Regions from separate parts of the Mus musculus genome. Here all the other regions are linked to region 1. The links are chromatin loops, found by intact Hi-C in ENCODE. Cell type or tissue: gastrocnemius. All regions are shown on one strand. Each heading gives the region's core, and the rest is flanking DNA. Links, peaks and the distances in the headings are about the cores only. Region 1 overlaps Gm36201 (predicted gene, 36201). Region 2 has its middle 29 kb from the start of Lama1. Region 3 holds the start of Ptprm (protein tyrosine phosphatase, receptor type, M). Region 4 has its middle 110 kb from the start of Gm36152. Region 5 overlaps Ptprm (protein tyrosine phosphatase, receptor type, M). Region 6 overlaps Themis3 (thymocyte selection associated family member 3). Region 7 overlaps Ptprm (protein tyrosine phosphatase, receptor type, M).

Region 1 (4,391 bases), core at 87-4,086:
AAAACAACAACAACAACAAAACCCCATCCTTGACATCAAATTTTTACCGCACATAATTCAATTGCTAGAGACTAGAAGCACTTAGGGTCCCCTGGCATCTGTCTGCAAATGCCACTTGATTCCATTCAGGTGCCAGTTAATAAGGTTGAGAGGAATTTAATGGTAGTTAGAGAGGTGACATGCACACAGGGGGCTCACTTCAGTGTTAGTAGGACAAGGGACAAGTCACATGGCCATTGCATAGGTGTGTGTGTGTGTGTGTGTGTGTGTGACATAAATTCCACAGGAAGTAAATGGAAATAGTAAAACCTTGAAAAAAGCCAAAGGGTTGATTACATACGAGACCATGTATCGTCCCACCATATCCAGATTCTCTAGACTGAGGGCTGAGGGACTGAGTTGGCAGAATGAAGAGTCGAGCTCACCAAAGCAGCTATCTAACATCAGCCCTCCAGAGCACACACACCATGAGGCAGACTTTGTCTCTTCTAGTTCCTACGACCCCTGACTTCCCCCTTCATCAACCGTTTCTTTTTGGATTTTATCTGTAGCTCTAACATGTCACAAGACATAGTGTTCACACACATATATCCCCAAACAGGTCTTGGGGGAGGATTGAATTTTAAGCCCTTTGCTTTTTGAAGCAACACATGACATGTAAACCTGTGTTTCCTTCATTTGGGTGTGTGTGGGTACATGCACGTGTGGCACCTATGAGTTTTTGTGTGGCTTACAAAGGCCAGATGCTGCCAGTCATTAGCACCACTGTTATTACTATTTCGTGTGTATGGGTGTTTGGTCTGTATCACGTTTGTGCCTGGTGCCAGTGGATGCCAGAAGAGGGCATTGGATCCTCTGGTTGGAGTTACAGATGGTTGTGAGTTGTGAGGCAAGGGCTGGGAATCAAACCTGGGCACTCTCAAAGGGTGACTAATGTTCTAACTGCCGAGCGATATATCATTCCATATCCCCACTGTATTGGCTAGTTTTGTGTCAACTTGACACAGCTGGAGTTATCACAGAGAAAGGAGCTTCAGTTGAGGAAATGCCTCCATGAGATACAACTGTCAGGCATTTTCTCAATTAGTGATCAAGGGGGAAAGGCCCCTTGTGGGTGGTGCTATCCCTGGGCTGGTAGTCTTGGGTTCTATAAGAAAGCAGGCTGAGCAAGCCAGGGGAGGCAAGCCAGTGAGGAACATCCCTCCATGGCCTCTGCAACAGCTCCTGCTTCCTGACCTGCTTGAGTTCCAGTCCTGACTTCCTTTGGTAATGAACAGCAGTATGGAAGTTTAAGCCAAATAAACCATTTCCTCCCCAACTTGCTTCTTGGTCATGATGTTTGTGCAGGAATAGAAACCTTGACTAAGACACCCACCTTTGTTTATTTGTTTGTTTGTTTGTTTGTTTGAGGCATGCTTCTCACTGAACTAATAACTTGCCATGGAGGCTAGGCTGGCTGGCTAAGGAGCCCAGGGAATTTCCTCTCTCTGCCTCCCAATTCTGAGATAAGTCCACATGAGCATATTGGCTCTTTACGTGGGACCAGAACTAAGGTCCTTTCTCGACAGAGCTCTTCTCTCAACCCTGCTTCCCTTTTCTAGATATTTCTATGTTAATCTTGTGCTTCATTTTTGCCTAGGAGAGTTTCGTTTCTAGTTAGGGATGGTAGAGAAAGGTGTCCACCTCTGCTCAGGGAGGGGGAAAACCAATGATGTTCACATCACCTTTACCAATACTTTGTAATTCCACAGCCTTTATATTCTCTCCAACACCCTAAAATAGCATATATAAGAGAATGACTTTACCCATGGGCAAAGCTCCCCTTAGGTCACCCATTAAGCACAGAATTCAGTGATTCCATGGAAAAGGTTGTATCCAATGTGCAGACATAATTGCTTATTTCTGCCTATTACCCGTTTAGTTCCAGTTTCAGTCACCAAGTCTTTCTAGAAAGTGTGGGCACCCTTCAGATCTGCTTCTCCATGCAGCCTCTGGCTGCACAGGGCCATGCCTCTCCCAGAGTCTTTTCAGACTTGTGGAAATCCCCCTGCTTTAGAATCAGCCACATGATTCAGGCAGTCACATACGTGTGCTTTTCTGTCTCAGTAACACAGACCTTTGTGTCCAAAACTGTAGCTCTCTAGGCATCTATTCAAAACCATTCTATAACCGGACAGCAGGTGGCGCTCTAACTTCAGGAGTCCCACTCCTAAAGCCACCACCACCAAGAGACAATATCGAGTGCATTTAAAAATTTATATATATTTTTCTCCGCCAAGGCAGAAATGTACTCCATTTTCTTTAACCATGTTCATTTGCTTCCTACTGTGTGACTCCAACTGGGTAATAGGAAGCCAGACTTCTCCCATGGTTACTTTCTTTCCTAGAGCAGGGTTCTGAGGGAGTCAGGGTATAAGCTGGGCAGAAACAACAGAAATTCTGTGTTCACCTGCAGAGATGCTGCCCCTCCTAATGGCTCCCAGTGGTTTCTTCAAACATAAGGGCATGCCAGCCTATAGCAGGCTCATCCTAAGATGCAGAAACTACTTGTTACCCTGCCCGAGGCAAGTGGGATTAAGTAAGAGAACATAAAAATGTCCTGTCCCAGAACATTAGGTGGACATCTAGGTGACCAGGCTGCAAGCTTGGGGCTTACTTCCCCTTCACAAGGAGAGAGCACCTCGCTTCCTGCCTGCTGAACACACACAGAACACCAGCAGAGGGTTTGGGGGCAATGGTACACTCACTCATTCCTTTATTCGTTGGATCATCTAACAAATCTCCAGAGCCACTGGCACTCCCCACGCATCACTGAGTTCTTGGTGTGAGAGCAGCTGGTCAGTAGGCTCTCTTCCCTCCATCTGGACGGAGAGAAGGAGATCTAGACTGTAACCGAAGGAGAGGGCGTGGTTCAGGCAGACAAGTGCTTGCTGTGTCAGTATAAAAACTGGAGACTGGTCTCCAGAACACTTTAAAAAGCCAATCATGGCAGCTCGATTTAGTAATCCCAAAGCTAGAGAAATAGAAATAGACATATCTCAGGTGCTCACAAACAGACAATTTAGGGGAATCAGTGAGCTTCAGGCCAATGGAGAGACTGTCTCCCAAGACAGGGAGGACAGCACCCAAGGAATGACCCTGGAGGTTGACTTCTGACTCCTACATGCGTGATGACAGGTTCATGTGTACATGAACACACACATACACACACACACACACATGAGTATAAACAGACACACATGATAATGCACTCATACCACACATACACATGAAATACACACACACCTCACATACACACACAAACAAACCACATACATACCACATATACACACAGAACCATACAGACACAAAGACACAGATGCACTCATACCATACATACAGAAGAAATACACATCATCATACACATGACACGTATACACATACAAACCACATACTCATGTGCACACACATATGACACATATGCAGACATGTACATGACTACACACACACACAAACACTGTAAACCGAGCCAGGCATGTGGTATATGTAGGTCTGCAATCTTGGCTTCCTGGAACACAAAAGGGTCTGGAGATTAAGGTCCCCCTTGACAAGGGTGAATCTGTAGCCAGCCCTTGCTATGTGAAACTTTGTCTCAACAAAACCAAGAACTTTAAAACAAAACAGAAAGGAAACTGTGAGCTACAAATAGAGTTTTAAACTGAGACGCTACAGAAAGAAGAAAACTGACAGGTGCTGAATCAGGCCAGGAGATGGGTTTGGAGCCCACAGAAAACAGCAGAATCATTGTCTCTCCCATGATACCCCACCCCCTACCCGTGACCATCAAGAAATGCATGAACCATTGAAACATAAGTATCCAGTGGCTGTGTGGAACACCCCCCCCTGCAGTAAGGAGCCCCTTTGACTCATTGCCTCTTATTTTTCTGCACTGTGGCATGGTAACTGACTTCCTCTCTTTGCAGGAGGATTGCCGGTTTCTTCCCAGCTACCCGGCCCTATGACGTCACCCTGCTTTCTTCTCGAGATTTTACCTTCCATAGAAATAGGATGCAAGGGAGAACTGCAGGGCAAGATGTCCTTGTGAGTCTATTGTCCAAAAGAGACGCGAATGAGGAATTGAGTGAATGGATTTCTGAAGTGGCTACTACACTTCTAATGGCTTCCATTAGTGGGGACTCGGTTGCCCTATCTAATAAATCGACACATAAGCATCCTTTTCCTTTGCTGGCATGTTTCCTTCTGCAAGAGATTTTATTCAGAAAAAAAGCAAAAGTCGGAGGAGTTGGGCAGGTCCAGGTCCCTGGAAACCAGAGAGACAGTGAGTGAGAATCCAATTTGAGGACAGTTTGGCTACTCCTGGTGGAAGTGTGTTGGAGACTAGCAGCAACGGG
Region 2 (4,391 bases), core at 191-4,190, 83 kb before region 1:
CCTGGGCTGCACATATATAAACCATCACAATATTCTAATATGATATGTAGTATGTAATTATATATACTAGGATAAATATACATATATATGTACACACACATATATTCTAATCACTCAATGAGCTTTTAATTAAGTTTCTTTCCTTTTTAAAAAAATTCCTATATACTGCATGTATGTTTGTGTGATGGTGTCCATTCCCCTGGAACAGACAGTTGTGAGTTGCCATGCCTGTGCTGGGAATTGAACCCAGGTCCTCTGGGTGAGCATCCAGTGCTCCATATCACAGAGCAGTCTCTCCAGCCCCTTGATTAGGTTTCCCAGCACACCTGTGTCTTGGATTCTTCCCCTATAAAGTGGGAATCACAATAGTGCTTGGCTCAGGGTTGATGTGAGAGTTAGAGGCATGAACATCAAGACATTTACATCTAAATAATGGCTAGAGAGTAATGAGGACAACAGCAGCCACATGAGAGAAACCTGTAAGCACTGGCCACTGGTTAGTGCCACTTCTTTCTTCCTTTGGACAAGCATGATGTATGTGTGTTGTACATTTTTAGCCATCAGCTTTCTAGGGGAAAGTCTTGATTTGTAATGTCTGCCAATTGTTGTGGTTGAAATAGCTCCCTGTGGCTATCACCAGCGTGATGCCACAGAAGGCAGAATCAGGACGCATGTGCAGAAACCCATCCCGCTACTTACATACACGGACAAAAGGAAGACGAAGCACCTCGCTGAGGTAGTGGCATAAGATAAGAGTACTTATCTTGAAAATATAACACAATTTATCTCATAATTCCTTTATAAGATGTCATTCTTTGGGGATGTTTGGTTTGGTTTTAGCTTTGTTTCTGTCTCATCCACTAGGTCAGGCTGGCCTTGAGCTCACTATTGTAGCCTATCCAGGCCTTGAATTTATGATCCTCCTGCCTCAGCTTCCAGCATGCTGGGATTAATGGTACAACTATCATGTTCAATTTTGTTGTTGTTGTTTTTGGTTTGTTTGTTTGTTTTGTTTTTGTTTTTTGTTTTTTTGAGACAGGGTTTCTCTGTGTAGCCCTAGCTATCCTGGAACTCACTCTGTAGTCCAGGCTGGCCTTGAACTCAGAAATCCCCCTGCCTCTACCTCCCAAGTGCTGGAATTAAAGGTGTGCGCCACCACTGCCTGGCTCATGCTCAATTTTTATTTATTCTTTAGTAAGAATAAATAAAAATTGTTGAACAACTGGGTTTCAAAATGGCGGTATGAGGCAGTGTTACCACATTATTGAATATGTCCACTCTCCTGATCTCAGTGCAGATGACACCAGTGCCTGAGTTCAGCATTGAGCCTTTGAGTCCCCAACACAGAACCTTGAATAGCTCCAGCCAATCTGCTAAAACTGGCAATCTTGTTAAGTTTTTCTATGTGACTTCCCACATGAAGTGTATCATAAAATTTGGGCTACAAAACTCAGAGAACAAGTTCTTTTATTTTGTTTTTGAATTATTTGACAACTATTCAATAACTTAATTTATGGTTCTCAGGTTCTGGTGAGCCATGACCACCCTGCACTCTCAAGTGCTCTGACAAAATAGGTAGACTGGGTGTGGTGGCATTCACTCATGATCCCAGCTCTGGGGAGTCAGAGACAAGAGGTTCTCAAGCCTGAGGGCAGCCTGGGCTGTCCATAGAGAAAGCTTGTTGTCTCAAGAAGGAATAATAATAATATATAACAATCACACAATTTTAATGCAATCAAATATGAATGAACATTAAATATAACAGCTGCTTAAACGGACATGTTTTTGACTTGACAGTCATTTATCCACTTATTGACATCTACTCTGAGGTAATGTTGGCTGGAATCCTGAGTGATCAATGTGTCCCCTTGGACTCTCCGAAATCCCTGTCCTGTGCTTCTATAAGGCTGCGGCTGTGGCCCTGAGAGAAGACACCAGACAGAGACAAGCAATTCCAAGAACGCCGGTGCAGAGATTGGGTGGATGTTTGCGCTAAACTAAAGAAAGGAAAAGGAGAGGAGTTTGAGATTAGATGTTTGTAACTTTAGGCTACAGGTCACGTGGGTGGAGATGACCCCGCTAGTTGGGAAATAAGGTAGTCTTTTGGGAGAGCTGGTGCAGACTCAGAAATGCCAATAGGTATGCAGCAGCTACATTCCAAAGCTGGTAGTCCAAGAGCTGGGGAAGACTGTCCAGAAAGCACCCACAGTCAAAGATAAATAACAGTGACCATAGACATAGTGATCACCATTTCTTTAAAATGAAAACAAAAACCGTAAATCTAAACATTTCTAAGCAGGCTCAAGGTTCTCTCCCAAATAATCTTCTAGAACTCAAAGTAAGAGGCAGATTCTTACAGGACCATGAGTATGCACAAATAATTGTGGATACCCCCTGCCAGGTGCCCTGATGGAGTGTGCCTGGGCCAGCCAGAGCCCCAGAACCCCTCCCAGTAATGTTAGAGGTAAAATGGAGAGTTTTCTAGTTAGGGTTTTAGACTAACCTAAAATAAATTACACTGAACTCTAGAGAAGTCATCTTAGTTTTTGGTGTGAAGGGTATCGGACTTCCCTGAGCTCAAGATTGTGATTCTTAGCTCGATGCCCCACTAGATGGCGCTGCTGATCCACACAGCTGGAGAACCCACTCTATCAGAACTAGTGTCCTAATTTGGTTGTGTTTTACTGTGACAGTATGCTTTCCTGTGTTGGCATCAGAGACTCATTCCATCATCTCCTTGGTCTTTAGCAGAAATCTCTGTTTCAGTGCCTGTCTCTTTTGCTCTAGCTCCCTGTCTCTGTCTCTCTGTCTTTCTCTCTCTCTCTCTCACAGAGAGGGAGGGAGGGAGGGAGAGAGAAACAGCAGAGAGACAGACACAGGGGGACAGACACAGAGGGACAGACACAGAGACAGACACACACGCAGACACATACACACAGAGACAGACAGACAGACACACACACACAGAGAGAGAGAGAGAGAGAGAGAGAAAGAGAAAGAGAGAGACAGACACTGGGGTACAGACACAGAGACACACACACACACAGACACATACACACAGAGACAGACAGACAGATGCACACACACACACACACACACACACACAGAGAGAGAATTCTTACAGTATAGCTTCTGTGTGGCTTGCACATTACCATTTAGATGATGCTCATCCCCCAAGCCCCATTCCTTCCTTGGGTCCTTCTGAGGATTCTACAGGAAAAGTGGAACTAAAGAAGCTCCCCTGCCTCTCCATAGCAGGCTTCCTTTCCTATCTCCTTTCTTCTCACACCCTCCCTTCTTCCACACAACCTTCCTGACGCCCTTCCCCAATCAGAGCCTTCGATCCCCACACCTTCTCCCTCAGCTTCCCTGATGGTGCCTGCTTGACCGGCTTAGTCTCTGGAAGCATCTACCCTCTGTCACATGAGGTTGTCTGCCTTCCTCTACCCTGCAGGGGGAATGCTTGGTCTCCTTGGAGCTCAGCTACCGGCTGCAGCATCCCTTCTTGCCGGGTTTAGGAGAACTGGTTAAGGACATGGGCAGGTGGCCTGATGACTTGGTCACTGTCACCAAAGAGTCCAGAACCTAACTGTCAGGATCCATACTAGTTAATAGCCTTGCAGGCTGCCATTCTTAGAGAGCTCAGTGGGGGAGGGAGGCTGAAGGAATGCACAGGACTGGAGACAACCTTGAACTTGAGATTAGAAAAGGTTCCCGAAGCAGAGTGGGTGAGCTGGCTGAGGAAGAGAAAGCAGAGCTCACCAACGCCATGGAGAGCAACCCCACCAGGCTGAAACGAGTGCTGAGAATTAGCCAGCTGAGCCAGGAAAGGCAGCAGAGACACTCTGTGAGGGTCTTGGAAGGAGCCAGCAAAGTTCCTCCAGACCTCCCTGGGCTGGGCACTGCCCCTTCCTTTGGCCACTCACATAAGGCCTCAATCCAGTACCTCAGACCCTGTGCTCATTTGCAAATCAGCTGTTGGCGTCTGTAATGAAAGTATGTTGGAGTCACACAGGAGTAGGGCAGGCTGTTACTCAATGACTGGTGTCTCCACAGATAAGAAGAAAGGGGGACCAGGACATAGCAGAGACAGACTGGGAGTGTCACAGCTAAGAGACAAGACTCACAGCATCCAGCAGAAGGTGCCAGAAAGGCTCCTGTGGGGTGCATGGCACACATCACAGCCCTTAATATTTTTATATCTTGGACTTGGGGTCAAGGATCCAATAGCATCCCGCCCATGACAGACCCTTTTTAGATTCCACAATACACTTGTTTATTCTGGACATAGATGTGAGACTCAAAGATATTAGACTGATTTCCAGTGATGTCCAGGAGGCCTCCATGCCACCCCAAGTTGAGGTGCTATGTGATCTATGTAAAATAGATCA
Region 3 (4,391 bases), core at 101-4,100, 230 kb after region 1:
ACTGTCCTCATTCTGTCCCTAGTCTCTTTTCTCTCCTTCTTGGGAATCACCTCAAGTCAAAGTCACCCTAGCCCAGGGTCTGTTTCTCAAGGAGCCACCAGCCCAAAACAGCCTTCAGCAGTTAGCACAATGCCTCCTCTGTGGTTTGCAGTAATTGTATTGTTGGGGAGGGGGAGGGCAGCAATTGGAATGTAAAAAAAAATATTAATTATTAATTAAAGAAAGAATTGACACATAATTAAGAATTGACGCATGTGAGGAATGGAGTTTTACATGATATCAATCTCTTCATCCAACATAAAGATGTTACGGGAAAGCAATGAGAGCGCAGTTGGTTTTTACCTTTTTTACGGATGCACCCACAAGCATCAAAATGGGGTGGGGGGTGTGTCTGTCACCGTTCGCTTTTAAAAAGCAAATCTCAATTATCTTATAAGGTATAATTTCATCAAGAAAATCAAGTGGCGGATTAAACCTCTGTCACTTGTTGATCCTTTTGAATTAAGTATGAGACTTCAAAAATTCCCTTCCAAGTTCAGGAGAAGCCCAGCAGGCTCGTTTTCAGATAAAGGCTAGTGGCGGCATAGGATAGTGGCAAGTGAATGGTTAACACTGAGATTTATGAATGGAAGGCCTCATGAGGACTCCTGCCTGAAAACAAGCTGGTCTTGTGTTTGGTCTGGAAGACATAAAAGTACTGGGTCACATATGTCCTGGGAGATGATCGCAAACGTCATCTTTGGCCGGTTCTGGGGCCACCAGAGAGCCTTAAACCAGAGGAGTGGGAGAGTCACTTATTTCTTTGGTCTTTAAAGCACCACTAAGCAGCCAAAGACAGTGTAAAGGTCCCCCAGGGAAAGCAATGTAAGAGCTCTTGTTGAGCACTAACCTACTTGCATGTATCACAACACAAATTGGGATCTTAGTTTAACCAGCATGGCCCGCAGTTAGCTTGGTAAATAACCTACAGGTGCCCTAATGGCTGTACTCTGAGCAAGATGAAGAACGGCTTTTAAAAATAAAATAAAATAAAATAAAATAAAATAAAATGAAATAAAATCTTGAATTTGAGTTTTAATTTAATCATTAATAGCGTTTGTGTTCACTTAATAAAATAGTCGTCTCAGACCCCAAACGGCAAATTAAAATGTTTCAAGACACTCTCCATTTGCACCAGCTGCAGAAATCCTCGGTTCTGCCCAATCCATGGTTCCATGCAACTGCTGTCTTCCTAGCTCCGGGCCGCACTGGCGGCGACACCACGCAGTGGAGCGGCAGAAGCGCATCCTGCTTCTCAGGCGCGGGGCTCGGGCACAGAGGCTTGTGTGTCCCTTGAAAGCAGCAGATCAAGCGGCCCTGGGCGCTGGCGGCTCTGGCTTCTTCCTGGTCGGCGCTCGCAAGCCAGCCGCCACCGCCACCGCCCGGGACACTACCGCCCCGTGCCTGGCGCGCTCCAACTACTCGCCGTCCGTGACCCGGGACAAACTTCTGGCTGGGGCGCGGTCCCTGTCCCCGAGGCCAGCGTGGGAAACCCGAGGCGCTGCGGAGGCGAGCTAGGGTCGAGGGTGGCGCCCCGGGAGGTTGCTCCTGCCCGCCGGGTCCCGCCCGCATCTTGCTGGTGGCCGCCCCACAGAGCCCGCAGGCGCCGCGCAGGCCGAGCTGGCCCGGGGCCGGGGACACGGGCGCTCGCGCCCTCTAGCGGGCCGCGGCGGCTCCGGCCCGGCCGTGACGTGGGCTCCTTCCAGCCGGCCTGCGGGGCATCGCCAGTCAGTCGCGGAGCAGGAGCCCCGCGCGCAGCCTGCGCGGGCTCGGCCATCGGCGCGCCACTGCCGGAGGTGGCTGGGGCTGTGGGAGAGGCGGCGGGCTACAAGCGCGCGATCACAGCCACGGCCACGGCCACGGCGCCGCGGGCGGCTCGGTCCCGATTAGGGGTAGCGCTTAGGCGGGCTCATCACCGGATCCCAGCGAGGATTTGGGCTCCGCGGGCGCGCCCTCCGCTCTCTCTCCCCGTGGCGCCAGACTCTAAGCGGGGGCCAGCGGGAGGGCAGGAGGATCCAGGACGCCGTCCCCACGCCCGGGAGCCGCGGGACTTCGGACTTGTGCAACTGTTGTCACTTTGGGGTCTGGTGTTTCGCTGCTGTCGCGTCTACCCTGGCAGCCTGCAGCTTAGGCTCGGGTCTCCCTTGGCTTCCCGAGGCTACCGGCCGCCGCCGCCCCGAGGCGGCCCGGCGCGTACTCAGCACCATGAGGACACTTGGGACTTGCCTGGTGACTTTAGCTGGACTTTTGCTAACTGCGGCCGGAGAAACATTTTCAGGTAAGCGAGACACCACTACCGTTCCCGGGGCGCCTGGGACGTAGGCGACACCCGGGTGGGAGAAGTCCGAGGCGAGCTTCAGGGCCGGGCAGGGGCAGGGAAGACCCGGCATCGCGTAGCGGGTGAGCCGGGCTGGCGGATGGCCGGAGGAAAACAGCTGTGGAGCCACGGAGCCCGTACAGTACACGCAGGAGCCCGCAGGACAAGCACGGGCGCAGAAACAGGGACCTCCATCTCGGCCCCTGTACCCTCAGGGCCTGGACTTGTGCATGGGGGCTCAGTGTTCTTGGGCGGCCTGGGCAGGAAGGGCAGAAAACTTTGCCTAAAGTTCCCAGCTGTAGCCGCCGGGAGTAGGCGCTGAGCGGGCCTCTCGACCCTGGAGGCAGCCGCGGTGGACTGCCAGTGCTCAGCTGAGCTTGCGGCGAGCGTCAAACCTAGAGGTGTAGCTGGCGACCACCCCAAACTTGACATCCCTGCCGCCCCCTGCCCGGCGCGGTGGGCGACCTCAGCGGGTCCCCTCTGTGGCGCGGCTTCGCTGTGCCAGCGTTCCCTTTCTGCACCGCGGGAGGTTTCTGAGATCCTAGAGGAATCTGCTGCTCCCCAAGCCCTCGCCACTGTGGCTGAGCGCCCAGATTCCATCCTCGGCCTCCCTAAAGGTGTGCAGCCCGGGTCCGGACAACTTGCTAACCCAGCTCAGCTGCGCGGGGGTCCTAGCTGAAAGGAGGGGGCACGTACTGGCTGTGTGCATCAAGCCAACCGGAGGCTGTGCTCACCCAGGCTTCGCGAGCCTTGAGGAGCTCTTGGTGTAGACAGAGGGATCTGGACCAGAGTCAGGGGTCAGGAGCAAAACCGAAGGTGGGTGGCACAGAGTAGCAGGGCTTCTGGTATCTTCTGTCCCAGGAGGACGCACGTGGATGCTTGGCAAACGCTGACAACACGCGCACACTGCCTCGTGTTTATTAGTTTCACGAATGTCCACACACAATGGTGGCAGTGGAGTGTTACCTTTCTCTTTTAATAAAAAGGGCCGCATTTAACCTTGAACAAGAATTGCAAAATGGGGTTTTATGTGTTTTCGGGAAGGCTGAATAAATTTGTTTTAAAAAAGAATATTGGTGAAAGGAACTTTCATGAAAGTAAGGAGTACCATTTACAGACATTAAAGCCACATAGACCTCTGGCCAGTGGAAGCATCAGGTTTGCCTTTCTGGGCATCCTGGGATGCTAGTCCTTTGTATTCATAGGCACGGAATAGGCACATAGGTTACATCAGGCTTGGTGCTGAGCAGCAAGACCCTTGCGCATAGTTGGTGGTAGAGAGGGAGAGGAGCTGCTACTCAGCTGTGCAATGTGTTGAACGAAACCCAAACTGACAACTTCGGTAGAGAAACGCGCTTCCTCTAGCTTACTTACTTTCTCCCTAACAGTGTGGCCATCTCACTGCAGATGAGGTGTTGATGCAGGCACTCACAGCTGTCTGATAAAAAGTGGATACAGATTTTGGCTGTATTCTTATTAGTAAATAATAAAGTAAACGTGTGTCACTTTGGAAGCCCCGTAACTCGGTATTAAAAGCCAAGTTTGAAGGCCTAGGTGATGTTTTCTCTCTGTTAGCATGCCTAAGTCTCTTAGATGGGGTTTGTTTAAATTTAAGCTGTGTCAAGTGTCATTGTGGCAGAGTCTTAAATCGTGTCTAAGGAGGTGGGCAAAAGTATTTGTATGGTTCAGTGGTATTCTTCTTAAAGATCCTTAAAGGATCCTTTTAACTAGCAAAACAAACTTTAGCTAACATTTACCCTTATTTTCCTCTTGCTGCGGGGGGTGGGGGGGTGGGGTGGGGGAAAGTCATTTCTATTTGTGTTTTGGTATGGATGGAAACACCTTTCCTTTTCTATTTGGAAATCTAGAATTATCCTTGTATGTTAGCGGGGAGAAGGGAAATGAAAGGCTGTGTAAAAACGATTGTTGGGAGATGTTGAAAATGTAAAACTTTGAAGTTGCCAAGGTTCCTGTTTGCAAAACTCAGACTTGTTGCTGGACCTCCCATGGCCCCCTCCCTCAGGCTGGCTTTTGG
Region 4 (4,391 bases), core at 107-4,106, 110 kb after region 1:
GCTTTGGGGTTTTTTCCCCCCTGCAAGGCAAAAACAAAACAGCCCTAAATTTCCAAACTTTCAACGAATTGTAAATTATTTTTCAAGGAATCAAAACGAAACAAACCTAGACAGGCAGTTCTGGAGAGATGGCTCGGCAGTCAAGAGGAGGTGTTGAATTCAGGTCCCTGAACCTACAGAAAATCTAGGGGTAGTCATGAACACACCTGAAACTCCAGCGCCGGCTCCCTGGGGCTTGCTGGCTGCCAGCCCCACTAGAAAATGCAGGCTCTGGTTCAGTAAGAGACTCTGCCTCAAAAAAACAAGGCAGAGACTGATATAGGACACCCTTCTTCCTCTTCCAGCCTTGTGCATAAGCACTGGGCCACACACAGGCGCCTGATCCATACACACATATGCTTCCTACACATGCTCTCTCATGTGCAGGAGTCCGCCTTTAGTTTCATCCTATTTGTCGCTGGGTAGGTGGGGCAGGTAGGTGGGACTCTCCTCTACCCTGTGCCAATCACAAGCCTTGCTCTCCAAGACCCGCCTACTCAAGCAGCCTTTCACCACACACTAAGTGTATCCTCTCCTTAGGCTTAAACCACTGATGCTCCCCTAGGCCAGCGCCATCCCTACTCTTCTAGATTTCAGTGTCTGCTTCTAACTCTATTTCATTTTCAGCTGAGATTCCTCGAAGAGTAAGGAGTTGTCAGTTAATAGGCAATCCTTAGACCAAGCCACCTGATCGAAATTCTGGTTTGTTCCAGACGACAGGATAAAAACCACATCATTTTACTATCAAAAACATTAGTTGTTTGATGTTTTTATTCCTGACTTATTTCAAATTAAAGTGATTAATTAAAACTTATTAACCAACCATTAAATTATTTAAATTTAACAAATTAGATCACTTTAATTGACTTAATTAATTTAAACTTTCAGATACTTCTAGTTCCAGGTCAGGCTGCAAAGGTGGCTGTGATATTTTTGTTTGTTTGTTTGTTTGTTTGTTTGTTTCCACAACCATTTCTGACACCGCAAATCTGTGTTGCTCCCTCAGGCTCATGGCTTCTTCAGATGACACAGATTTCTTTTTGTGTTTATCCATGCTGCGATATGCAGATTCCTGTAATAAAATCATAAACCTTGCTTCTAGCTAGTAGAGTCACAAAATGGAAAATGTTCCCAGATGTTATGATGTAAGGGCTGAGAGTATACGTGGAGACTGCTTCCCTTAGCTACCCCAGGCCCTTGGGTGCTGCACCAGCGCCATAATATATAGAGAACAGAAAGCGGAAGCAACGTTCTGAAAATGCCAACCCAGCCGTTTTCCGGTTAGAGCTGCTCACACGTCATCATTGGTTTCTGATGCGCTTCCAGCCGCTGGGCAGTGTTTTAGCTGTGCACCATAGACATTGCACTGTCCTCCACAAGCAAAGCCTCGTCCAAGGCTGCCCCCAGGAAGTGGGGGGCATTGAATTAACACCCATGCAGTCTGCTTTCAGCAGCCACGTACCTGTCTCAGCAGCACCCTGTCCCTCTTAGCTTCCAGTAGAAAAAAAAAAAGGCATGTTGGGTTGTAAAGTGTGTCATGGTGCATTGATCCGGTCACCTGGTTGCCCTCTGGTCTCCAGTCCACCATCAAACAGGCTCCTGATGATTTTCCTTCATTGTACACATGGATGAAATACAGACTCATAGAGGGAAAAAAAAAGCATAAAACATATATTTATTTTATGAAATTACAACAGGTCGAAAGGGGGTGGGGGAGATAGGCCGTTTACACCAAGAATCAATGAAAACCCTGGGGGAAAAGACTTAAGAAAGGAACTCCAAAGTGTTTTCCTAATTTCTGGTCATTAAATTACTTGCATCCTTCATTCTCCCGGGGCCACACTTACAAACAAGAGAACTTCCAAGGGAGAGGAAGAGAAAAGAGTGAAGAGAAAAAGAAAAAAGATTGTGAAGCTGCACATCTCAAGAGGGAGGGGCTGAGGTCAGTAGGGCTTGTGAGATGACAGCTCTGTTTACTAGGTAGGAGTCAGGTCAGAGACCTTTCTAGGAGCTTCCAGCTGCTTCTTGTCACAATGGGGCTGCTCCTGCTATGCACAGTGCCTTCCCCAGAGGGCGCCGCACTCTGTTATTTCAAGACTCCACTGAGTTTGCAGAGGGAATAACAGGTCTTTCTGTTTGCTGTGTGAAATTCCATCCATTAATTGAATCTGTGGAGAATTAGTCTACAGGTTCTTCCACTTTGCAGTCTAGCAGCAGAGAAGTGCTATCCACACAGGCACAGCCCCCTCAGCTGTGCTTTCTACATCCAGCCTGACCTTTAGGCCAGCAGGCAGTGTCAGGCTCAAATGCTTTAGGCATCCGTGAAAACTGAAAACGGAGCCCTGGGGTGGGACACATCCCTGGAAACTCAGGGACACAGACTTAAAGACAGACATTAATTTGTGGGCTTATGATAGTTGGTCAATGCTACAGTTTGAAAAAGAGACCATTGCACACCTTAGATGTTTTTAGATATCAAGTTGATAGGAAATAAGTAGGTAAAAGAAAATAGTCAGCTTTTAAAGATGTAATTCTTTTTTTTTTCTGGAAGCTGGGATAGAGCCTCCAGTCAGCACACAGGTAAGAGACCCTCCACTTTTGTCTTACACGTAGAAGATGGGTTTCCAGTCCTTTCCTGAGAGAAGGGTAGACTCTTCACTTCCCTTACAGTCTTATAAAATGTGCTGTTACTCAAATCCTTTTTGCCTCTCATGTAGGTAGGTGGCTTTGTACTCTTAAAACTGCCTTATGAGGATTCTTTTAAAACTGCACAAAACACTATTAGGAGCTAACTATTCTACTGGCAAACAAGAGATCCACTCATTTAGAGGTGGTTATCATCTGATTCCCGTCATAGCCAGTTTCCCTGCACCGTTTTATTTTAAGAAGGGGATTTTCTGTTTGTGTGCGCCCTGCTCTGGAAGCCCAGGTTCTACCGCTGAGCTGTACCTCCCAGTCCCGCCCCCCAGCACTGATGGTTAAAAGCACGTCTTTATTAAGAATCATTCATAGCCAGGCCTGGATGCCAAGGTCTTTTAGAGGCTGAGGCAGGAGGACTGAGTTTGGTAAAGCCCTGCATGGGCTTGAGAGTGAGTTCAAGGTCAGCTTGGACAGCTCAGTGTGACCTTGAAATTGAAAGTAAAAGGAGCATGGGGGATGGTTTAGTGATGGAGAGCTTGTTTAGCGTGTACAAGGCCTTGGCTTCCACCCCCAGACTACAAGAGAAAAACAGACAAAACCACCACCACCCCACCCCCCTTGATGTATTTGAAGTGAGCAGCAGCATACATTCTGACACACACAGCACCCTGACCATCTCTGTCAGCTCTCTATCTACCTTGCAGATGCCATGCTATTTGCTCCCCCACAGGTTTCCTCATAAGTCCAAAGTGTTTTCTTCCTGTTCTCATGAGGAGTTGAGAGCTGTGTTGATGGACCCAGCCCTGTATCATTCACAGGTACTACCTTCCCCACACGAGGTTAGGGAGGAGCCTAGCATCTTCCCAGGAACGTCTTTTGCATATGCAGCACGCCAGTTAGGAACAGGCAGGGCCGAAGGCAAGTGGGGAGTCTGAGCATTTGAGGACAAAGATCTATGGGGAAGAGAGACCCACTTCTTAGACACACTGTACAAAAATGGCAGCCTGACAATGGATTGATGCAGAGGAGCCTGGCACCTGTGTGCACACACTGTGCTGAGGAGTTCAGGATGAGAGGACCCTGGACCATGACTGTGTTTCCAGATACACTGTCCCTTCTGTTCAAGGTCCACTCTTCTTCTCTTCCACTTCGTGGACAGTGAGGGGGTGGGCATGTACCCTGAAATTCTCTTCCATTCTCAGCCCCATGACCAGCAGTGAGGATCTTGAAAATACCAGTGAGCAGAGTTGTTACAAGCTGAGCTAAGCTCATAATGAAAAAAAAAAAAAAAAAAAAAAAACATGAGATTTATAAATGAGATGTTTCATGGCTTTCAACAGCGCGTACAGAGAAGAGATCCATTAACCTGGGTTGGGCTACTGAGAGCATTAGTTCAATTGTCGTTGCTGGCTCCTTTTAAACCTTTATTTTAATGACTCTGTCACTGTCTTACTTTGAGAATTAAGAGGCAAATGCATAAAAAGTAAACAACATTAATGCCTGCTTCTTGCTGGAAAACACTGTTTTTCAAAAGGAAGTGTTAGGTTTACTTTTTTAAAAAGACTCCAATATTTTAAAGCACTGGCTAGGTCACTTTTATTTAGCAAGGCTTTTTGAAAGCAATGGAGAACAAAAAAAAAAAAATCATCATTTTCTCCAACTGGCTTTAGCAGATAGAAGCAGCACAGAAAAGGACTTGAAATCCACTCAGC
Region 5 (4,391 bases), core at 113-4,112, 420 kb after region 1:
GCCACTCCTAGGGCTGGAGTTAGAGCTCAGTGAGAGAGATACTGTCGAGTAGTCAAGATATCCCGAGTTTCAATTCTGAGGCCAGAAACAAACAAAACAGCAGGTAATGTTCACGGAGGGGAAAGTAGGTTCTAAATTTTATGTCACGATTGCATTCTACAAAATGTTGCATGTCCTGTTGGAAGTTATGATAAAAGTATTTTCAATGACTATTTAAGGGGAATGGTTTGGAATGATGTATGTTTACATGTATGCATGTGTGTATGTATGCGTGCACACACACATGCATAGGCCAAAAGCCAAAACACAACATCTACTGTTGTTCCTCAGGTGCCACCTTGTTTTGTTTTTCTGTTTTGGTTCTTTTTTTAGATGGGGTCGCTCCTTGGCCTTGTGCTAAGTTGTCAGGGCCTGTTGGCCAGTGAGCCCCACCAAGATGTCCGTCTCCATCCCCAGGACTGAGATTGCTAGTGTCTGCTCTTAGTCCTGGTTTTCTCTGTGGATTCTGGGGGTTGAGCCCAGGTCCTCAGACTTATTATAAGACAAGTGTTGGCCAATGGATCTACCACTAGAGCCCATTAGCTTTTCTTAATGATCTTTTTCTTTATGATTTTTTTTGTTATCATTCATTATCTGGGATTGGCGCAAACATTTATTCAAATGAGAAAGTGTTGTGTATGCTGCCTTAACTGGTAACTGGTAACAAGTAACTACTTAACTGGTAACAAGTAACTAACTACTCAGGGTTAAGAATGTGTGGTATTTTGAGAGTTCAAATAAATTATATTAATGCTGTTTAGTTATTTCTGGCAACAATCCATTGTTGAGTCTTGAAATGAAAATCACACAGGTGTGTTGGTGTCAAGCCACCAGAGTCTGTCATTAGGGAGGGCAGTCCCAGCAAAAGCATGGAATTTAAAATGTGTAAATGTGTAGACTAATTCCGTCATTGACATTCTCAGAAAAATGTGGCCTACTCAACGAACCCGAAAAATAGGGTAGTCAGAATTAGATATTTCAGAGATGTTTGATTATGTAATAATGTAGTGAGCAATTTGTGTTTCCCATGATTGTGTCTGTACAAACAGAAGAGCCAAGTATGTCATTTCAACCGTCGCCTTAAAGCTGGAAGAATGGCTTTTGTTGAAATGATACCAAAAGCAGCATCTTCTCAGACATTTTTTCATGGTGAAAGCATCTATTGTAATCTACCAATGTCTATTCTCATACCTACTATTTGTGGATGCTGGGAACCGAACCCACGTCTTCTGCAAGAGCAGAAAGTACTCTTAACCACTGAACTCTCCAGTCTTGATGCCAATCATTTTTGGCTATGTTTGGTACAAATGCACCGTGGCTGAAAGTCCTCTGGTTTGCCTGATTCAACACCCCTTCCCCCCACCAGGTCAGTCATTTCTCAGCCATGTTTTGCTTAGAAGTCCTTTAGGGTGACTCTTCTTGATAGTGGAGGCATCTTTTAATTACTGAAGTTTCCAAGGGACTTTGACGAAAATGTCAGCAGTATTGTAGACGATGTGGTGGATTGTCTCTATTTATGTGACCTACTGAAGTGATGACCTCAGTGCAGGCCTCTGAGAATGGCTTGTTACAACTAATCACAGGGGATTGGGTAACATACAGATGTGCATTTAAATAGTGTTGAGGTCATCATCATCATCATTGGTTTAGCTGCCCCTCGGGACAATGAGCTGAGCCCTGACGTTGGCTAAGCAACTCCCAATTACCCTTTCCCATTCACAGCCTTTGGTAAGCATCTCTTTGAGTTTATGTCAGTGACATTACCGTCTCTCTAAAATTAGGTTGAACACCTACATAAATATTTACCCCGATTCAGTTTTTTTTTTATGAAAGTTGATAAGCCACAGTCATTCTTGTCATCCTTAATTTGCATGAAGTCAAGAGCCATAGAGAACTTAGCCCTGATCCAAAACTATCTCCTGGACTGTTCCCAACCATAGGAGCTGAGCCACAGGACCAAGAGTGCTTGTCTTATGTAGCAACTGTTGACACTAGGCCAGCAGGACGCTTCAGTCTTGGGCAAGGCTTCCAGCACAAAGGAATTTGATTCCAAGCAGTTTGTACATCCTCCTCTTTCCTCCCCAGTGCCCCCTTGTTCTCCACACACATCCAGGGGTGCCAGTGGGCATGGCCCTGGTGGGGACAGAATGACATGATTCCTGCCCCTGGCACAGGGCCAGAGGACATGGCTCTCCCCCTAGTGCTGATGTCTGCCATGAGTATAATAATGTACATATTTTATATTCCTCTGTTAAGGAATACCATTCCTGCTTATGTTACTGACTCCTGCTATAACAGGGGACCCCCATTCTGTATCACTCCAACTCCTGTGTTCTCTGGGTGTTACCTGCCCTCTCTTGGGGGATGTGGTTTTAGCTCTCTCCAGGATAGTTTTTGGTACAATGCTAAGTGTTAATTTTAAAAATCACATTTTTAACTCTTGTTATACCAATGCATTCCCCATTCTCTTACTAAAGTCATGTAAGGATTTGAAAAGCCTCTCTACATATTCTTTGAGATCATGTCTTCCCCTGTTCCTGAAAGGAAAGATTTCTTACGATATCTCAGTAATCACTCATGAAGTCAGTACTGTGCATTTTCTCAGTTCCCTTATTACTGGCCTCTCCTGTCGTGAGTGTGCAGCCATGAGAACACAGGGGAGCTGATGGACCTCAAAGACTGTCGAGTTTTGGAGAGTGTATATAAACCAGGATCTTATCCATAAGAGTCAAGTTAGATGTTTGTCTGTAAAATGTCCCCAGGCCCTTAAAGAGCAGTGTCCCCATGATTGGCATGAACAGTGAATATGTCCAGACTCCCTGCACAAGCAGTTCCAATCATTAGCCAAGTGAGCATGAAAATGCCATACCAAACATGCTGAAGAGTTGCCCGGGGGAAAGAAAGATCCATGATGATTCTAGAGCTCACAAGCCTGTTGGTGTGTTAGCAAGTGTAGCAGGCAAGCCCATTCAGAAATGCCCCGTTTCGTTCCTTCTCCTTGGTCTCATAGCCTTTTCACGGATACCACAGCCTCCTCCCTCTTTCGTTCTCTGAACTTTTCTTCTACCATTTGCAGCTGGAGACAGGCATAGGTATCCCTTGCTGGTCCTCATCTCTAGAGTCACCTCACCTTGCATGGTCTGTCTGTCCATCCTGCGTGCTGGCTTGGAGTCCATTGCTATTGGCAACCATCACTCAGGCTTCAGGATGCTGTCTCTTTCCCAGGACCGCTTGAGGAGTTTGTGTTAATTAGCTTAGGAAAGGCTTCCACGGCTTTCAACGATTGTTTGTGGACAAGTACAGATGACAGTATGCTCCCTGACTGCGGTTATTGAAAGTATTAATGTGGATGCTGGAAATGGTATTGAGCATTGAAGATCATCACTGAACCATATGGCAGGGAAGAAAAACTAGTGACCGAGAGCACTAGCATAATAGAAATAGAGTTTGTTATTTTTGCTCTACTATAATTCTGTGTTAGGATTCCCTTTTGTTTCTACGAATGTGTAGCGTTTAATCTGAGTTGTAAACTGACAGACTTAAAACCATCGACATGAACCTCCTATTGGCTTGGGTTGTGGCTGCATTAAGTTAGCCTGACAGGTCTACAGAGAGAATGGCATCTCTGCATCTGTCTATTGACTGCATCTCTCAGAGCATCATCACACCATCACTGAAAATCTCCCATGCATCAGGCTCTCTTGCTATGTGGTGTACACCGTCACTCCCAGCACCCAGGTCTCCGAGGGAGTCACCATCCCATGGCTCCATGTAAGCGTGGAGGTGATTCTAATCATAGTGTGGCCATTAGAACGATAGAAAACTATTGCTGACCGCAAAGCAGACTCCAACCTCCACCGTTCCGCTGTGGTGACTCTGAGGCGTAGCTCCAAACCCGACTCCTTCCTCAACAACTCTTGCTCAGCACCTCTTGAAAATGTTAACTGCTGATAGCAGTGATGGCAACTTACTGTTAAAATATTGCTTCTGAGCATCCAGGGATGACAACGGTGGATGGTAGGGGGATGGAGCAAGGAAGAATGTTCTAGACAGATACGTTGGCTTCTCGTGTTTACTATAACAAACCACTGTACACTTCTTAGCCTTAAATAAGGAAAGATATTCATAGGTTATGGCTCTGGAGGTTGTAAGTCTCATCCAGGGTGCGTTCTGAACTAAAATCAAGATGTAGGTTATATATGTATAGTACATGTATATACATATGTGTGTGTGTGTATATATATATATATATATATATATATATGAATATATACATATATTTTATATATGCATATATGCATACATATATTTGTACATAACAATAACAATCAAAGAAAAAATAGGGCCTCAAC
Region 6 (4,391 bases), core at 201-4,200, 1.0 Mb after region 1:
GTTTCTGGCTTTGTTGTGTTATCCCCGGGACTGTAGTCCTTTGGCGCTGAATGCTCATCCCAGAGACCCACAAAAGAAAGGGAATCCTCCCTTGGGGACACTATTTGTATTTCATGTTTATTGTTTACTTTTCTTGCAACACAAAATATCAGACAGAGAGAGGCCAAAGAAGCAAAAAGGGTTTATTTGAGGCCGCCGGTCACATTGTATCCATCGTTAGGAAACAGTGATGAGCGCTCAGCTCTGTTTCCTTTACCTTCCGTCTGGGACTCCAGCCCACATTTAGGGTTGGGCTCCCCACCTCAGTTAACCCAGCCGAGAATCTCCATCATAGACATGCCCAGAGGCTTGTCTCTTCCGTGATTCTAGATCCTGCAAATCTGGTAGTCACTCTTAACTCTCACAACTGGTACCCAGCAGGTAGAGTGAGTTGTGGAGGAAACGGGCGAAGCCCTGAGTGTGCCGCAGACAGAAGGTTCCAGAAAGAAGCAAGGGCCACAGAGAGAGGGGCGCACAGAGCAGAGGGTGGCCTACAGCCTAATGAGGGAGCCACACCCCAGCTCCTCGGCAGCAAAGCCCTTGGAGTTAACATCTGTGAGTCCCAGTTACCCCACCAAGACCTTGCTGTGGGTCTGAGGCACAATGGAGGTCACGGGGCTCAATGGGCAGGCTGCTCAGGTGCAGCATAACGTCAAGTTTGCTGGAACCTGGAGCTCTGTCCTCCGTTTCCGGCTGTTGCTAGTCTCCCCAGGCCTTCCTCCTTTTCCAACCTTTTAACTTCCTGTCCTGTGTGATGCTGGACAAAAGCAGACAATCACTACGAACCTCGGCATCTTTCATCAGTAACAAACAGGATGTTGTCTGCAGAGCAGTTAGGTAAGGTTGAACACTGTAGAGCCCAGCTTCTGCCTCCGCCTGTGCACCACAGAGCTGGTTGTGTTTTGGTCACGGTGTTTACCACAGCAATAGAAACACTAACCAAGGCACAAAGTCAGAGGGAGAGGGGAGAGAGGGGTGCTTTTCTAGACAACTTGATACAACACAACAGTCACATAAGGAGCCATGCCTGGGAGTCCGTTTGTGCCCTTGTCCATCTCTATACCTTCACACGAGCCTTTCCACCAGTCTCTGCTGCTATAGGACAGGTTGTCATGTGATCCCTCAGGACCTCGCTGGAGACTGGTGACAGTGTGACTCTTACCACCACATCTTGTCCTGTTCACTCACTTTGGTACACTCTACTCCCCTGTGAGAGGTTCTCAGCCATGTCACTGTCCTCCAGCTGGAATCTGTGAAGTATAGTCCCTTCGAGGGACAGCAAGGGGCTCCCAGAACAGGTGCTGGGCAGATGGGGATGAAGGTGGGTGTGGGCCTTGCACCTGGAGTCGTGGGTTGAGCACCTGCTGCGCTTCCCAGCTGGAAGCTCCTGGGAGCCTCCCCGCCCCTGTCTGCCAGGTACCTTAGACAAAATCGGAACAAAAAGCTTTTATTGATACACTTAAAAAGGAGTGGCACAGTAACTTGCCTACTAGGGTTCTCCTGCTCCAGGACTTAGTGAATGTGTGCCAGACCTCTTTGTCTGAGGGGGGTGAAAGGTACCTTTGGGGGTAACAGCCCAGCAAATAATCTGTCTTACGTGACTACTGTGCTGTTATGAGCTGTCAGGAAACTCACCACTCGCCCTGCTTGAGCTCTGTCCTTGTGCCTTGGTTAGGGTTCCTATTGCTGTGATGAACACCATTACCAAAAGCAGCTTGGGAAAGAAATGATTTATGTCAGCTTACAATTGGAGTTTGTCACTGAGGGGAATTGGAGCTGAAGCAGAGGCCATGCAGGAGTCCTACTTAGTGGCTTGCTCCCTTCTTATAGCACCAGGACCACCAGCCCAGGGATGGTCCCGCCCACCAGGAGCTGGGCCCTCCCATATCAGTCATCAGTGAAGAATATACCCCACAAACTTGCCCACAGGCCAAGCTGATGGAGGTATCCCTTCAATTGAGGTCTCTTCTTCCTGATGAAGCTAGCTTGTATCAAGTTGACCAAAGAAAACCGAGCAGCCCAACTGAGGTGGTGAATAAGGACCTTGCAGGTGAATTGGATGGAAGGAACTGTGAGTAGTAAAAATAAAAATACTACTTTGAAAATTATGATTAGGATATGATTAGAATTTATGGAACAAAAAAATGCTCCAAAGTTTTAAGTACAGTTTATTTTCCCCATTTATGTATTCTTTACGGAGGAAAGAATTTTATGCCGCCCAGAGCGACGGTATGAAAACTATGTTGACAGGTGGGCTTTCCTGTGGTGTGGGCGTACTGTTTGTTAACACTTTAGAGTGGCCGAGTCACAAACTGAAAGCACACACTTTAATTATACAAACATCCCCAAACATGGAACCAGGACAGGGCATCATTCCTACCTGGGCCTAGGTGAGTCTCCCGCCAGGAATTCCGCAGCAGGGAAATGGATCTAAGCATCTTTGCTGTGGTGACAGCGCCATCTTGTGATCCTGTGCAGTATTAGGGAAGCGACTGCCCTGGGCATTTCTCAGTCTGTGTGCCTTCGGAATCCTCCTATGTGAGTCTTTGAAAGCCATGTCTCCTCCTGGTGCTGTATAAGTGTGTCTAGGGCTCTTGTGCAGCTGGAGAGGAGAGGGTGGGTTTAAGAAGTAACAAGAATCTTCAACTCTGGGAAATCTCTCTGACTTAAGGAAAGCCACGTTCATCTGTGTGGGTTCTACAGAACCAATTTATCAACTAGGCTAGGGGAAAAAGCGTTCTAGCCTTTTCTGTGTGGTAAGAGAAGATTCGTGATAGGTATAAGGCCTTTCAGGGCCTGATGCTGCTACCTTTGGGAATAGAAATCGCAGAAGAGTGTGTCAGTGCCATCCATTCTTTATGTTTCTGTCAGACACTGTAGGTCAATGTCGGTGCTCTTGAATGCAATATTTATAGGCCTCCCGCTGGCCTGGCATTATCTTGTTTTCAGGAAGACATACACGGCGCTGTCAGAGGACACACTCTGTGGTCTTTAGATTTGATGAGCTCCAGCTTGAATGACAGCTGAGGTTGTTAATTATGACTGCTGTGTACCTGGGAGAAAAATCTAATAGAAAGCTTTATTGATCCACTTTCAAAGGAGTGGCATGGTAACTTCTAGAAACGCTGAATGAGCTTGCAGCTTCCTATTCTCTGGAAGAGACAACAGATAACAATTTGAGATGCACAATGACTCCGCGGGTAGACTTGGGACTTCTGTTTAACTTGATAAAAATTCTGCATTTGATATAAGTGCCTGGAAAGAAAATCAGCCACCCTTGTTAGAGATGGGTTAGGGAGCCGGGCTGTCCCTGAAGAGGTCTATGTCAGTGACTTTACTTCAGCGGCATAAACCTATGCCACTCTCATTTCCCTTGTAAGTGCTAATTGTACTTTCTATTCACAAGCAACATGCTTTCATTGCATAAAGTTGGAATGGAACAGGTGCCAAAAAAGGATGAATCACTCCTATCCCTGGTGGGAGTTTGCAGGCTGGTTCCAGGTGTTTGTTCATTTGCTTGGCTTTGTTTTTAGTGGGGTGTTTTGGTTTGGTTTGTTTCTTCTGTAGATTAGTTCTCCCTACCACCACCACCACCTCCCTCCTAGATTTTGTTTCTTCAGTTACATGGAAACCACTTTGAGCCAATTAATTTATTCCATCATATGCATATATATGTATATATCTAAATAATGGAATATATACATATATCACGGAATAAATTAATCATAAATAAATAATAAATTATAAATATATAAAATTAGTAAATAAAATTTAAAATAAATAATAAATTAATTATATATAATTTATGATGATAAATATTATATATCATATATGTCATATATAATTAATTTAAATTTTTATATGCATGATTTTATAATTTTTAAATCTGAGTTATCAGATAAAATGTCATAATCTCACGGTGCTGAGTTTTAGCTGGCCTTATTTCCCGAATGGTCTCAAAGCACAAGAGTAGCTTTAATGAGCCAATGGAAAGCTACAAAGTCTTTCTTTTAAATGAAAAGTAACATTGAGAGAGACACAGTATCCATGTAACTTTTCTTGTGGTAAACTGTCATAATTGTTTGTTGTTGTTATTAATCATTTCTGTCATTTGGATCTAGACTGTTCCATAAAGGCTTCCTAAAGGTTTGGGCCACAGCCCTTAGCACTCCTGGGCAGTGGAGCTTAGTGGAACGTTACTGAGGGTTCTGAGGAGAATGTTGAAACTCCAGCCCCTCTTTTCCCTCTGTCTTTGCTTTCTGTGTTCTATGAGGTAAACAGATTTGTCCCATGAGCTCCCACTAAGTTGTGTTATCTTCCCACAGAACCAGAAGCAACAGTGGTCTAGACCG
Region 7 (4,391 bases), core at 242-4,241, 900 kb after region 1:
AGGAATACAATGGCGGCGAAGGCCGCACAGTCGTGCACTGCTTGTGAGTATCCCAGAGCTCTCACCTCGGGTGACGTGCCCCATTTCCTCCACGCAGCTCGCCTTCCCCTTGCTGTACATACAGAAGAAACTAGAAGCCCCACAGAGTTTGATTTAATTCACCATTTTAAATCTAATAGTCCAGTCCTGGTACCTGGGACTCTGCGCTCTTCCTTCTTGTGTCTTCCATCCTTTGCCACATGCCTTCCCCAGTGGTGCAATGCCTCATCACGGGCTTGAACCCACAGGACCAGCCAGTCATGGAGAGCTGTGGGCCGTCATCTCCATATGAACTGTTTAATTCCAGTGTTTGTTACAGGGACTGAAAGTTGACAAGCGCAGAACCAGTGTCCTCTAAGGGTGACATCTAGGGCAACAGTTGTAGTAGGTGCTAAAATGTAAAAAAGCCTCCAGCCAGATGCTTCCAATGGGACGTGTACAGTGGCAGTAAGCATTGCCTTCAGGCCACACTGAAACCAATTAACTCCCAGTCTCCACGTGGTACCCGGGCATCTGTGCACGGAGAACTCCTGGATGAGTCCTGCATGCTGTCAACGTTGAGAGCCTCGAGGAGAGAGTGCCTTGCTTCCCAGAGCACTTTCACCCACACTTTCTCACTGGCAGGGATGTACAGCTAACTATCCAGCTGAACTGGCCTAACGGAACAGGCAGTTAAAGAGCATGGCAGTCGGGGAAGGTGCTCAGACATCTGGGCCAGTTAAGGGTGTGAGCATACGCTGTGTTTCTGAGGAGAATCCTTAGACCCATATGAGAAGATCAGTCCCAGATTGAAGGGCAATGAGCTTTTCTGCAGACCAGACCACCCTAAGTTTATGTGGCAAGTGGGTAAGAGGCCGGGTTATCCCCTGCTCCCTGCCCTTACCTCAGGCAGTGGAAGCCCTGAATTCTCCTCAGTCCCTTGGAAAGAGTCTCCAGAACATCCCAGCTCCCACCTAAGTCTTCCCCGTCTGTCTTGTGAGGAGCACTATACCCCTCCCTCACCGCTGTCTCCTCTCCGTTCCTATCCATGGACTCGATGCTTCAGAAATCTATTCCATCCCCCTTCTTATTCGTCAGACTCAAAAGAAGCGTTCACCGTACTCAGTGGATCGAATTGCAGCAGCCTTTCTTCCCCGGCCTAGGCAGCCATCTTCCAGTAACTTGCCATGATGACACGTACTAACATCGAATAGGCACACACACTATGTTCTCCAGGCCTCTTAGGAAATACAGAGTTGGACTTGTAGGGGAAGGAAGCCAGGTACATGCAAATCTACAAGAAGGGTGATATTGTCACCATCCGAGGAATGGGCACTGCTCACACAGAAACACCCCGTAAGCGTTGCCCTGGACAAGAGTCTACTATATCACTCAGCACGTCGTAGGCGTCATTTTGTAAGCGAGTGAGTTAAGGCAAGAGCCCTGCCAATGGATGTGCAGGTTGAGCCTATCAAGCGCTCTGCGAGCCAAGATGGCTTCCTGAAATGACGGAAGGGAAACAACCGAAAGGAAACCAGAGAGAAAAACCCCTGTATCCAACTGCTGCTCCAGCCTGCCCCGCCCAGACAAGATCACTCAGTAAGGACGACGGGAAGGAGCCTGGGTCACTGGAGCCCAGTGCACATGAACTCCTAGCTAACATACAAAAAGAAATAAAGAACCTAAGCTATTTAAAAAAAAAAATCCCAGCAGGGAAATTAACATCCAGTTAGCTGACATTAGATCTGTAAGACTTTGGTTTGCATGGGGTTGTTTTTGTTTTGTTTCATGGTCCTGGAGATAGAATCCAGAGCTTTGGGCATGCTAGGCCAGTGCTCTACTGCCAGGCTGCAGTCCCCGAACAGTTGTTTATAATCTTACTATTAAAAGTGGTTTTCAAATAGCCCTTCCACATCATATCTGGAAGTGTAACTTATTGTGAGCCTGGACTAGCTTTCTAACAGAATTCAGTTCTGGAACCCTCAAGAATAGGTCACGAGTGGGGATAGATGAAAGAGGGAGGGGCATGAAGGAAATATGCAAAGGCCTGTTCCATCACTGCGCCTTGCAGGCAACGTTCTTCCAAAAGCCGGCTGTGACCCTCAAGCTAAGCAGACACAACCCGTTCTGTGTGGTGTCTCTAAGAGCGGGCAATTTGGCTTTCACAAAGAGTGGGGGGTGTCTGTTATTCCCCCCCTGCCTACCTGACTTCCCTTCTTATCTTCTGTTGGGGCACCACACCCTCAAGCTCCCATAATTCCCGGTGCAGCTGCTCCTTGCTTTCTGGGTATAATGTTGGGTGTGATACTCAGACCTGGAGAGAAACTGCTTTGCTTTGCTTTGCTTTGCTTCCTTCCTTCCTTCCCTTCTTCCTTTCCTCTCCCTTTCTTTTCTTTTCCTCGCTTACAAGAAGGTTTAAACTGGTATCTTCCAGTATTGGTCAGGAAGTTAAAATAATAATAATAACAATAATAATAATAAGCTTTGTAAGCTGTTTAGCAGTCCTCTGTGAGGTATTCTGCATGTTGCAGCGCCACCTATTGGTGAGGGCAGAGAACACCTGCATGAGAGCTTTGCAGGTGGAGTGGTTCCCTAGGCCAGATGATACTCAGGGGAGTGTATGCAGAGAATTCTCTTCCTTCTTATAAATGTCTTACTGTTTTTAAAATAAAACTATGTCCTCATTCTGAAACTGTGGAAAGAGTGGACGTGGTCGTGAGCAGCTGTTGAAACAGGAGGTAAAAAGCCAATGAGCAAGGACCATGGAAAAATCCGTACAAAGAGCAAACTCAGAAGCAGAAGCAGATGCGCTTGTGTCGCCTGACCAACAGCAAGTGACTGCAGGGCAGCGGGGACACTGGACACATCCACCTCACTCCTTTTGGATGTACCATCCCCAGCTGTTGAAAGCAGAGAGCAGAGCTTCCATGAGAACACGTGGGAGGAACTCCTCGAGAGCAGGAGGTTAGCGAGGGCTGAGTAAGAGTGAGAGAGGGCACAGAATACTGGCCACCGGGGAGATGTGGTGATGCACTGAATTTCACTGAAATGATGACCTCATTTACAAGGTGTGCATAGATAAGGAGAGAAAGCAGGAGGAGGGCGCTGCAAGCCACACATCTGCAAACCGTAAGAACAAGAACATCCAACCCCTTAGTGTTTAATGAGCAAAAGGGTTAACAAGGATCACACGTTGGAAGAGAAAGCGTGGCGTGTAGCTTCATGGTAGAACCCTTGTCTAGCATACGCAAAGTCCTGGGTTTGATTCCCAGCACTGGAGAGAGAGGGAAACAAAAACAAAAACATCTAAAGAGAGGTAACCAACACCATTTGGGGTTTAGTGGAAAAATCCTCATTAAAACCACTGCTTGCCCATCAGAACGGCTGAATATTTGACAACACAAAACAATGTTCCCAAGGGCTAGAGATGCTGTAGAACTGACCAGGGTACAGCAGTGTGAGGAAGGGAGGAACTCGGGGGCTGACGGAGACACTGTGTGTGGATCCGATAGAGCCAGCGAATGCACATTTGCAAAACGTAACTCCAATACCTACTGGAGAGTTATATACTCAGTGATATCCAACCAGCCATGTTAGGCCAATGAGATATCTCATCAGGTCAAGGCGTTTGCTGCACAAGCCTGCCTAGAACTCACATAAAAGCGAGAGGAAAGAGGATCTACTCCACAAAGCTGTCTTCCAGCCACCATGTCCATACTGTGTCTCGCCACTCCCTCAGAATGATAGCAGTGCCAGGCTTAAGAATGTGGGAAAGGCTAGTTACCTCTCACAAAAGAAGCCAGTGCATGGAGAGTACAAGAAGATCATTCTAGAAAATACAGATGTGATCCAAAAAAAAAAGAAGAAGGCGGTAAGAACATGGACTCCTCATGGCTAGAGCAGGATTGTTTGGGGGGCAATGAAAATAGTGACTGGTAGATCTTAGCACACATAATACAGTTCCCAGCTTTTATTCATCACTATACCAACCTGTCAAGGTCAGTATAAATAATAAAAACAAATACATTTTCAAATGGTAGGAGAGAGAGCTATTGCTTATGGTAGAATGCTGAACACAGGAAGAAAATATAAAGCCAACATTAGACAAATAAGACAGTCGTAATTAATGGCTGAAAACAAGACCTGCCCCTGTGTGTGAAAATCAAGGGTGATTGAGGAGAATCAGTATATTTACATAGTCCCAAGGTTTCTCACCCCAAAATGCGTATTAACTACTAAGAGAAGGATGATAACTTGATGGTGAAAATCCTTACCAACATCGTCCTATGGGTAAGATGAACATCCTGGGGCCAAGACACATCAATGCATGGATCCCCACAGAGGCTGTAAGACTCCTGCTCTGGCTCTCTTCA

What was found. Peaks named below come from ENCODE experiments on the same cell type or tissue, not always from the same donor. Only the 100,000 strongest peaks of a DNase experiment are listed, where the experiment ranks them.
Region 2: a loop joins it to region 1, with 7 times the contacts of the local background. A loop is called at or near these places in 5 of 42 quality-filtered maps.
Region 3: a loop joins it to region 1, with 5 times the contacts of the local background. A loop is called at or near these places in 19 of 42 quality-filtered maps.
Region 4: it touches region 1 in a loop (5-fold over the local background); 8 of 42 quality-filtered maps call a loop at or near these places.
Region 5: it touches region 1 in a loop (2.1-fold over the local background); 6 of 42 quality-filtered maps call a loop at or near these places.
Region 6: it touches region 1 in a loop (8-fold over the local background); 15 of 42 quality-filtered maps call a loop at or near these places.
Region 7: it touches region 1 in a loop (9-fold over the local background); 16 of 42 quality-filtered maps call a loop at or near these places.

What each region holds. Positions count from the first base shown.
Region 1 is chr17:67,583,158-67,587,548 of GRCm38, reverse strand. All of the region lies in intron 2 of Gm36201 (predicted gene, 36201), which reads left to right. Among named protein-coding and RNA genes, the nearest start is that of Gm36201, 44 kb to the left of the region's middle. In gastrocnemius, for the core only: a CTCF peak has its summit at 2,184 (motif pointing right); DNase peaks (open chromatin) are centred at 2,172 and 2,820; H3K4me3 peaks cover 326 bases; H3K27ac peaks cover 654 bases.
Region 2 is chr17:67,666,419-67,670,809 of GRCm38, reverse strand. No RefSeq gene overlaps it. Among named protein-coding and RNA genes, the nearest start is that of Lama1, 29 kb to the left of the region's middle. In gastrocnemius, for the core only: a CTCF peak has its summit at 2,616 (motif pointing right); a DNase peak (open chromatin) is centred at 2,619.
Region 3 is chr17:67,351,883-67,356,273 of GRCm38, reverse strand. Ptprm (protein tyrosine phosphatase, receptor type, M) reads left to right here and starts at 1,815. Exons shown (of 31, transcript NM_008984.2): 1 at 1,815-2,317. The coding sequence starts at 2,245. In gastrocnemius, for the core only: CTCF peaks have their summits at 1,702 (motif pointing left) and 2,666; DNase peaks (open chromatin) are centred at 1,592, 2,402 and 2,819; H3K4me3 peaks cover 3,419 bases; H3K27ac peaks cover 3,576 bases.
Region 4 is chr17:67,471,066-67,475,456 of GRCm38, reverse strand. No RefSeq gene overlaps it. Among named protein-coding and RNA genes, the nearest start is that of Gm36152, 110 kb to the right of the region's middle. In gastrocnemius, for the core only: a CTCF peak has its summit at 2,108; a DNase peak (open chromatin) is centred at 2,102; H3K4me3 peaks cover 483 bases; H3K27ac peaks cover 1,520 bases.
Region 5 is chr17:67,163,723-67,168,113 of GRCm38, reverse strand. The region is part of intron 2 of Ptprm (protein tyrosine phosphatase, receptor type, M); the gene reads left to right. Among named protein-coding and RNA genes, the nearest start is that of Gm52313, 120 kb to the left of the region's middle. In gastrocnemius, for the core only: no CTCF peak of the experiment used is centred there; a DNase peak (open chromatin) is centred at 2,162.
Region 6 is chr17:66,576,329-66,580,719 of GRCm38, reverse strand. All of the region lies in intron 2 of Themis3 (thymocyte selection associated family member 3), which reads left to right. Among named protein-coding and RNA genes, the nearest start is that of Themis3, 16 kb to the left of the region's middle. In gastrocnemius, for the core only: a CTCF peak has its summit at 2,505 (motif pointing left); a DNase peak (open chromatin) is centred at 2,493.
Region 7 is chr17:66,679,023-66,683,413 of GRCm38, reverse strand. Ptprm (protein tyrosine phosphatase, receptor type, M) reads left to right here. Exons shown (of 31, transcript NM_008984.2): 29 at 1-43. Among named protein-coding and RNA genes, the nearest start is that of 1700016K05Rik, 33 kb to the left of the region's middle. In gastrocnemius, for the core only: a CTCF peak has its summit at 2,568 (motif pointing left); a DNase peak (open chromatin) is centred at 2,557.